Regions from separate parts of the Homo sapiens genome. Here all the other regions are linked to region 1. A link is a contact called in ENCODE Hi-C or POLR2A ChIA-PET data. All regions are on one chromosome and are shown on one strand. The core of a region is the stretch at or near the end of the contact, and the rest is flanking DNA. Distances in the headings are between cores, read along the strand shown.

Region 1 (2,659 bases), core at 65-2,564:
AGAGCAGGGGATCTTTACCCAGCAGTCTTCAGATCCCTCTAACAGGCACACTGCACCGGGGAGGGTAAATACAGATTTGTGGATTGCCCGAGAAGCCACAAGACCACACACGCACACAGGAACACACCCCATCCCTTAGTGTGTGATCCGCCAGGAAGGAGGAGTTTTTGCTCTGGGCAGCAACATCCCCAACTTTGGGAGCAGCGGGTGGAATTTGGGGAGACTCTGCTGCCAGCAACTGTGTGCATACTGGGGAACCCTTGGCCGCCTGTGACTCCATAACTCCCCAAAATACCACATCCGGCCAGAGCAGGAAGCAGGGAAGCAACCTGCCAGGCGTGTTCCAACGTGGGTAGAGTCCCCAGCGACTTCATTTGCCACGCGGGACTTCACGGACCCCCTCTTTGCGCCTCAGTTTCCCCAGCTGCACCATCAGGGAAGAAGCTGCCAGAGGGGAAAAGGAGCTCAGCCGCCGATCTCCCCCTTCCCATTACAGAGAGGCTCAGCCCCTGGTTCCTGGCTAGGGTTTTACGTTGTGGATGTGGGTTTACGGAAAAAAAAAAAAGGGAAAAAGCTGAGAAGCTGCGCTGGGACCCCGGATTGCTCAGACCACCTTAAATCAGCCTGGCCGCCCCAGCTACTGTGGAAATTCCTTTCTCCGCGGTGGTTGGCTGGGGGCGCCAGCCAATCCGCTCGCGACGCTCCCACATGGGTCAGTGACGTCACATAGGAAACTGGCCAATGGGGATTAGGAGACCAGCAACCAATGGCAGGAGGCACTGGGATCAGTAGGGCCAATCGGAAGGCAGCTCGGCGCTCCCGGCGGGGTTTGGCGAGTGTGGCCCCCCTCCCTAGGAGAATCTGAGACCCTAGTGGACGCCCGAGCTCGACCGGATTGGAGGAGGGGGGGCTAAGGCTCCATTATTATCCAGAAACAGGGGAAAGCGAGTCACCCCCAAGCCTGGCCTATCTCCCCTTCAAAACAAGGGACCCTCGTGCAATATGCTACCAGCTAGCTGGCGGAGCAGAGGTTGCATCTTTCTCCCTATTTCACAGATAGGTAAACTGAAGCAAAGAGTAGTTAAGTCACGCTGGACGCCCGGCGAAGAGCTGAAGCTCTTACCCGAGCCTGGGGGCTCCAGGAACGGTCTCAGTTTTACCCCCAGGTGGGGGGGATGGGCCTATAGGTAGTCAGGGGTGGAGGGGGGTGGTGCTGGGCCTTGTGCCTCAGTTTCCCCGAGCGTGGAAGCTGGAGGAGAGCACGGGTTTTCAGAAAAAGACTACGATTCCCAGAAGCTCCCGCGCGGCTCCCGCCCAGGCTGTCAATCAAAGTAACGTGGGTACCTCTCCGGCCCGCGCTCTCCCGCCCGTCGCCTCCCTCCCGCCAGCTCCCGCTCCCTCCCTGCCGGCTCCCGGCCCGGCGCGGTATAATTACAGCCCATTGATCCGACCCGGGCCGGGAAAGCGGCTCCCTCGGGGAGGCCAAGCCTTTGGCTTCCGACACCGCCAACCTCTGCCTACCGCCCCCTCCAGCCGAACTGCCGGGCCACCAGCCAGGCCTGTCCCCTCCCGCTGGCCCCGGGCTCGCGGGTGACCTCTGAGCCTCAGCTCCCCGCCACGCTTGGCGGTGTGCCCCCCGGAAAAATCACACACACATTTCCTTCCACCCAGGAACATGAGGAGCCATCTCCCTAGAACCTCCAGGGCCTCTCTTTGAGCCTCAGTTTACCCAGATGCACAGTGAGATTGCTGGACAAAACTTTCATGAAACCCATACTCCGTGCTGTTCTGCCTGGGAGCAGCCAGGGCTGACCTTGGTGGAAACTCAAGGAGGGGCTCCCAAGTTTGGGAGGAGGGGGAGACAGCCCAGCTCTCTCAGAACCCCTGTGGTCGGGGTTGGGGTTAGGGAGGATCAGAGCTGGGGGTGGGAGTGGGGGCAGGCTCAGCCAGGATTTAGCGCCCCCATTGGGAAGTTGGGATAGCTTTCTAGATGTTGGGTGGTAGTATTTAATAGATGTTGGGGCAGGGCGTGGTGGCTCACGCCCGTAATCCCAGCACTTCAGGAGGCCGAGGCAGGCGGATCACCTGAGGCCAGGAGTTCGAGACCAGCCTGGCCAACATAGTGAAACCCGGTCTTTACTAAAAATACAAAAATTAGCCGGACATGGTGGCACGCTCCTGTAGTCCCAGCTACTCAGGAGACTGAGGCAGGAGAATTGCTTGAACCTGGGATGCAGAGGTTGCAGTGAGCCGAGTTCGCGCCACTGCACTCTAGCCTGGACAACAGAGTGAGACTCTGTCTCAAAAACAAAAACAAAAACAAAACAAAACAAAAAGATGTTGGGTTTCGGTATTTAAGCTAGGGTTTTGCAGAATGCATAGGAGTTGCCTCATTTGAGCAGTGCCTTTAGATTACCCTAACCCTAAGTGGACAGAAGAAAGATGGGGCAGCCTTAAGCCCTTTCCTGTGACAGAGTGAGCCTTGGGCTCTGACCCCTAGCTTTGCTGTGTGGATCTGGGAACATCCCCCAGCTGTGAAGTGTCGGGGAGGTAGATACCCCCTAGGGTTAGAAGGCCCCTGTGCCTACTTTCGCATGGGTCCTGAAGTCACAGTGGGTTCTGACCAGCAGGAGTCAGGGCCTGGGAGCCCGTGGTAGGA
Region 2 (2,659 bases), core at 113-2,612, 420 kb before region 1:
CATTCTGTCCCACCTGGTACAGCAAACGCCACCATGGAGCAGGACTCAGCCATGAAAAGGAACAAGGCTCTGATGCCGGCCACAGTGTGGATGGACCTTGAGGACATCACACTCTATGAAAGGAGCCAGAGACAGAGGGCCACGCAGTGTGTGATCCCATTTCTACGAAATGTCCAGGACAGGCCCATCCATGGGGACAGGGAGGGGATGCGTGTGTGGCAGGGCTGCCGGGGGGAGATGGGGAGTGACTGCTCATGGGGGACAGGGCTTCTTTTGGGGGTGATAGGATGTTCCGGAATTAGATAAAGGAGATGGTTGCACAACTCTGTGAATGTAAAAACCGCTGAGCTGCACATTTTTAAAGGGTGAGTTTTACGCTGTGTCAGTTATATCTCAATAAAGCTAATCCTAGCATTTTGGGAGGACGAGGGGGGGGCGCGGATCACCTGAGGTCGGGAGTTCAAGACCAGCCTGACCAACATAAAGAAACCCCGTCTCTACTAAAAATACAAAATTAGCCAGGCATGGTGGTGCGCGCCTGTATTCGCAGCTACTTGGGAGGCTGAGGCAGGAGAATTGCTTGAACCCGGGAGGTAGAGGTTGCAGGTTGCAGTGAGCCGAGATCGCGCCATAGCACTCCAGCCTGGGCAACAAGAGCAAAACTCTGTCTCAAAAACAGAAAAGAAAAGAGGAGAGGGGAGGGGAGGGGAGGGGAGGGGAGGGGAGGGGAGAGGAGAGGACCCTGTAGAATGAAAGAAAGGCAGATCCCCCTGCACCCTGGCTACAGGCCGTCGTCCCGACCCCTCTCTCTGCAGGCAGGTCACTGCCCCCCTCACAAACCTCTGTCCTGATCCCCCAACCCACACACCAGAGCTGGGCCCATGCACCGGGAAACCTGCCACCCCAGGGGCCACTCCAGTCTCAGACCAACAGGATATTAAAAAAGGCGAAACCTCAGAACCGTTTCCTATCGAAACCAATTAGAAAGCTCTTGGGTATGAGTCCAATGTTTTCAAGCAACTAAAGGCAAAAGAGAAGATTTTCAACGAAACATCCCAGCTGGGGGTGAGCTTCTTAGGGTCCTGTCATCGGCCACCCTAGAGGGACCTAGGGGTGAGCTTATGCCGTCAGCACCCCCAGCCAACGTGGGTCGGCCAGTTAGCTGGGCGTGGTGTTGTGCGCCTGTAATCCCAGCTACTTGGGAGGTTGAGGCAGGAGAATTGCTTGAACCCGGGAAGTGGAGGTTGCAGTGAGCCGAAATCGTGCCATTGCACTCTGGCTCCGGGCAACAGAGCAAGACAGCTCTGTGCAGAGAACAGACTCCTGCGGTGGAAATGCTGGCTGCCTTTGAGGCTGGGTTCTGTGACCTTGGGTTTCCCAGCCTGAGCTTCCAGTTTCATTTATAAAAGGGGTGACGTGGCCGCCTTCCTGCAGGCGCTCTGAAGGTGGCAGATTACACAGAGGTGGTACGACTCATACAGGTTTCTGCAAACGGGGGCCCCATCAACAGTCACCTTTCCTTAGCACAGCGCCTTCCTCCTGGGGTGACCTCGCCCCTTCCTGCACACCCCAGGAGCTTCCTGAGACCTGAGTAAAGCTCACTTCCCTTGCAAGGGGTTTAGTGACGTCCCTTCAAAATTCTTGTCCACGGGGAACCTCGGAAAATGACTGTTACGGACTAATTGCATTTGCTTAAAACTTATGTTGAAGCTGGATGTGGTGGTCCACACCTGTGGTCCCAGCTACTCGGGAAGCTGAGGCGGGAGGATTGCTTGAGCCCTAGGATTTCAGGGCTGCAGTGAGCTATGATGCTGCCACTGCACTCCAGCCTGTGCAACACAGCAGCAAGACTCCAGACACAAAAAATTAATTAAAGAAAAATGGCTGGGCACAGTGGCTCACTCCTGTAATCCCAGCACTTTGGGAGGCCGAGGTGGGCAGATCACCTGAGATAAGGAGTTCGAGACCAGCCTGACCAACATGGACAAACCTCATCTCTACTAAAAACACAAAGTTAGCCGGGCGTGTTGGTGCGCGCCTGTAATCCCAGCTACTCGGGAGGCTGAGGCAGGAGAATTGCTTGAACCTGGGAGGCAGAGGTTGCAGTGAGCCAAGATGGCACCACTGCACTCCAGCCTGGGTGACAGAGCAAGACCTCATCTAAAACAAACAAACAAACAAACAAACAAAAACAAAGAAGGAGACACAGAGAGACAGCAGAAAACAGAAGCAGAGACTGGAGCAATTCGACGGTAAGCACAAGCCAGGTTTGCCAGAGCCCCCAGAAGCCAGAGGACGCGGAAGGATCCTCTCCTGTAGCGCCCAGGGGAGCACAGCTCTGCAGACAGCTTGGTTTAGTACTTCTGCCCTCCAGAACCGTGAGAGGACACACGTCTGCGGATTGATACTTCCGGGTCTGTGGTCACCTGTTATGGCAGCCACAAGAGGCTCGTCTGCCCCTTTTCTCTCCCCTTCCTTCATGCTGATCACCACGGAGGAGTGAGTTCGATTCCCTCTGCCTGCCCAAAACCCTCATCAACTTTTTTTTTTTTTCTCTCTCTTTTGAGACGGAGTCTTGCTCTGTCACCCAGGCTGGAGTGCAGTGGCGAGATCTCGGCTCACTGCAAGCTCTGCCTCCCGGGTTCACGCCATTCTCCTG
Region 3 (2,659 bases), core at 99-2,598, 350 kb before region 1:
CCTCCCCGAGTAACTGGGATAACAGGCACCCGCCACCATGCCTGGCCAATTTTAGTATTTTTAGTAGAGATGTGGTTTCACCATCTTGGCCAGGCTGGTCTCAAACTCCTGACCTCAGGTGATCCACCCGCCTCGGTCTCCCAAAGTGCTGGGATTACAGGCATGAGCCACCTTGCCCAGCCACCTGTCTCTATTTTTTAAAAAATTAAAACATTTTAAAATTAAAAATTAAAAGCTCTGAAAAGTGACCACATAGACTAACAGTGGGTTTTTTAGTAAAATACACTTAACACAAAATTTACAATTTTTTTTTTTTTTTTTTTTTGAGATGGAGTTTCCCTCTTGTTGCCCAGGCTGGAATGCAATGGTGAGATCTCAGCCCACTGCAACCTCCGCCTCCTGGGTTCAAGAGATTCTCCTGCCTCAGCCTCCTAAGTAGCTAGGATTACAGGCATGCATCACCACGCCTGGCTAATTTTGTATTTTAGTAGAGGCGGGGTTTCTCCATGTTGGTCAGGCTGGTCTTGAACTCCCGACTTCATTCGTTTCTTTTTTGAGACAGGGTCTTGCTCTGTTGCTCAGGCTGGAGTGCGGTGGTGTGATCACAGCTCACTGCAACCTTCGTCTCCCGAGCTCGCATGAGGGTCCCCATGTCCTACCTCCCCGTGAGCCCTTGTGATTGTTTGTTGTTCTGGTTTTTTAATTCTAGCCATCTTACTGGGCGTGAAGTGGTATCTCACCATGGCTCTGATTTGCATTTCCCTGAGGACTGACGCGGAGCATGTTTTGAAGTGAAACCGACAGTTTTTGTTTCTTTGATCCTCCTGTGTAACCCTCCCAAGTAGCTGGGACTACAGGTGTGCCCCAGCAGGCCTGGCTAATTTTTATTTTTATTTTTTTTGTAGCAACCAACTTTTTTTATTTTATTGTTTTTGAGACGGAGTCTTGCTCTGTTGCCCAGGCTGGAATGCAGTGGCACGATCTCGGCTCACTGCAACCTCCACCTCCCAGGTTCAAGCGATTCTCCTGCCTCAGCCTCCCGAGTAGCTGGGACTACAGGCGCCCGCCACCACGCCCGGCTAATTTTTTGTCCTTTTAGTAGAGATGGGGTTTCACCATATTAGTCAGGATGGCTTCGATCTCCTGACCTCATGATCCGCCCGCCTCGGCCTCCCAAAGTGCTGGGATTGCAGGCGTGAGCAACCTCACCCAGCCGGTCTCCAACTCTTGGACTCAAGTGATCCTCCCACCTCGGCCTCCCAAAGCGCTGGGATCACTAGCATTAGCCACATCACCGGGCCAGATCCTTCTTGCGCAGTGTTTGTGTGGACATACGCTTTCACTTCCCTTAGGTGTACGTCTAGGAGTCAACTCACAGGGTCATATGGAAACACTGTATGTAACCACTTCAGGAACTGCCAGGCTGTTTCCAGAGCAGCTGTACCACATGATGTTCCCAGCAGCGACGCATGAGGATCCCCGTGTCTCTACCTCCCCGTGAGCCCTTGTGATTGTTTGTTGTTTTGGTTTTTTTAATTCTAGCCATCCTACTGGGTGTGAAGTGGTATCTCACCATGGCTTTGATTTGCATTTCCCTGAGGACTGATGCGGAGCATGTTTTCAAGTGAAACTGATAGTTTCTGTTTCTTTGTTTTTGTTTGAGATGGAGTCTTGCTCTGTTGCCCAGGCTGGAGTGCAGTGGCGCAATCTCAGCTCACTGCAACCTCCGCCTCCCAGGTTCAAGGGATTCTCCTGCCTCAGCCTCCCAAGTAGCTGGGATTACAGGCGCGCGCCACCACGCCCGGCTAATTTTGTATTTTTAGCAGAGACTGGGTTTCACTATGTTGGCCAGGCTGGTCTTGAACTCCTCACCTCAGGTGATCCACCCACCTTGGCCTCCCAAAGTGCTGTGATTACAGGCGTGAGCCACCGCGCCCGGCCTGAAGCTGATAGTTTTTAACATGAGGGGTCCTGGTATAATCAACTCCACAGCTAGAAGGAAGCCGGAGTTTTACCTGGAAAAATGTGCAAGGAAACGTGGCTGGTTCCATCACGGAGATGAAAGAGTTTGTGCAAAATGCAGACAGAGCCATCTCATAAAAGAGCTACAGGGCGAGCTGGGCACGGAGGCTCACACCTGTCATCCCAGCATTTCGGGAGGCCAAGGCGGGCGGATCACGAGGTCAGGAGTTCGAGACCAGCCTGGCCAACATAGCGAAACCCCGTCTCTACTAGAAATACAAAAATTGGCCAGGCGTGGTGGCACGCACCTGTAGTCCCAGCTACTCAGGAGGCTGAGGCAGGAGAATCACTTGAACCCGGGAGACGGAGGTTGCAGAGATCACACCACTGCACTCCAGCCTGGGCAACAGGGCGAGACTCCATCTCAAAAAAAAAAAAAAAAAAAAAAAAAGAAGAGCTACAGGGAGGCAGGGGTCATCCCTGCCCCTGCTCCCACCCCATCCGGTGAAGTCTCCCACTCCACGCCATGAGCCTTGGTTTCCTCATCTGAAGACAGAGCCTCAGAAGAGCTGCCAGGGGTTGCTCTGGGGGTAACTGCAATGCTGGGGTGAGGGGCAATCGGAAACCTGCAGCTGCAACTGTAGGAGTGAGGGAGGCATTCAAATAACAGTCTACTGCATTCTAGAAGATTCCATCC

Evidence for each region. Hi-C counts contacts between places; a loop is a spot of excess contacts on that map. ChIA-PET counts read pairs that join two places held with the same protein, here RNA polymerase II (POLR2A). Pooled maps may share reads with other maps.
Region 2: a pooled map shows a loop between it and region 1 (6-fold over the local background). The contact joins two enhancer-like sites. A Hi-C loop is called at or near these places in 2 of 50 pooled maps. POLR2A ChIA-PET finds 5 or more read pairs at or near these places in 4 of 52 experiments (B cell, activated B cell, activated naive CD8-positive, alpha-beta T cell and 1 more).
Region 3: a pooled map shows a loop between it and region 1 (6-fold over the local background). The contact joins two enhancer-like sites. A Hi-C loop is called at or near these places in 1 of 168 maps with a recorded cell type or tissue (MCF 10A) and 2 of 50 pooled maps. POLR2A ChIA-PET finds 5 or more read pairs at or near these places in 3 of 52 experiments (B cell, Caco-2 and activated T-cell).

Annotation. Positions count from the first base shown.
Region 1 is chr19:3,034,982-3,037,640 of GRCh38, forward strand. It overlaps a transcript of TLE2 not described here. Among named protein-coding and RNA genes, the nearest start is that of TLE2, 7.0 kb to the left of the region's middle. RefSeq lists an enhancer at 290-489 and silencers at 630-799, 1,460-1,519. Within about 2 kb of position 1,315, at least 38 of the 41 ENCODE cell types and tissues checked have a DNase peak (open chromatin) inside an H3K27ac peak, as active enhancers do; they include B cell, where a contact is called at or near this core.
Region 2 is chr19:2,619,534-2,622,192 of GRCh38, forward strand. The region is part of intron 2 of GNG7 (G protein subunit gamma 7); the gene reads right to left. Among named protein-coding and RNA genes, the nearest start is that of MIR7850, 9.9 kb to the right of the region's middle. RefSeq lists enhancers at 1,265-1,564, 2,444-2,643. Within about 2 kb of position 1,363, at least 25 of the 41 ENCODE cell types and tissues checked have a DNase peak (open chromatin) inside an H3K27ac peak, as active enhancers do; they include B cell, where a contact is called at or near this core.
Region 3 is chr19:2,680,268-2,682,926 of GRCh38, forward strand. All of the region lies in intron 1 of GNG7 (G protein subunit gamma 7), which reads right to left. Among named protein-coding and RNA genes, the nearest start is that of GNG7, 21 kb to the right of the region's middle. Within about 2 kb of position 1,349, at least 5 of the 41 ENCODE cell types and tissues checked have a DNase peak (open chromatin) inside an H3K27ac peak, as active enhancers do; they include B cell, where a contact is called at or near this core.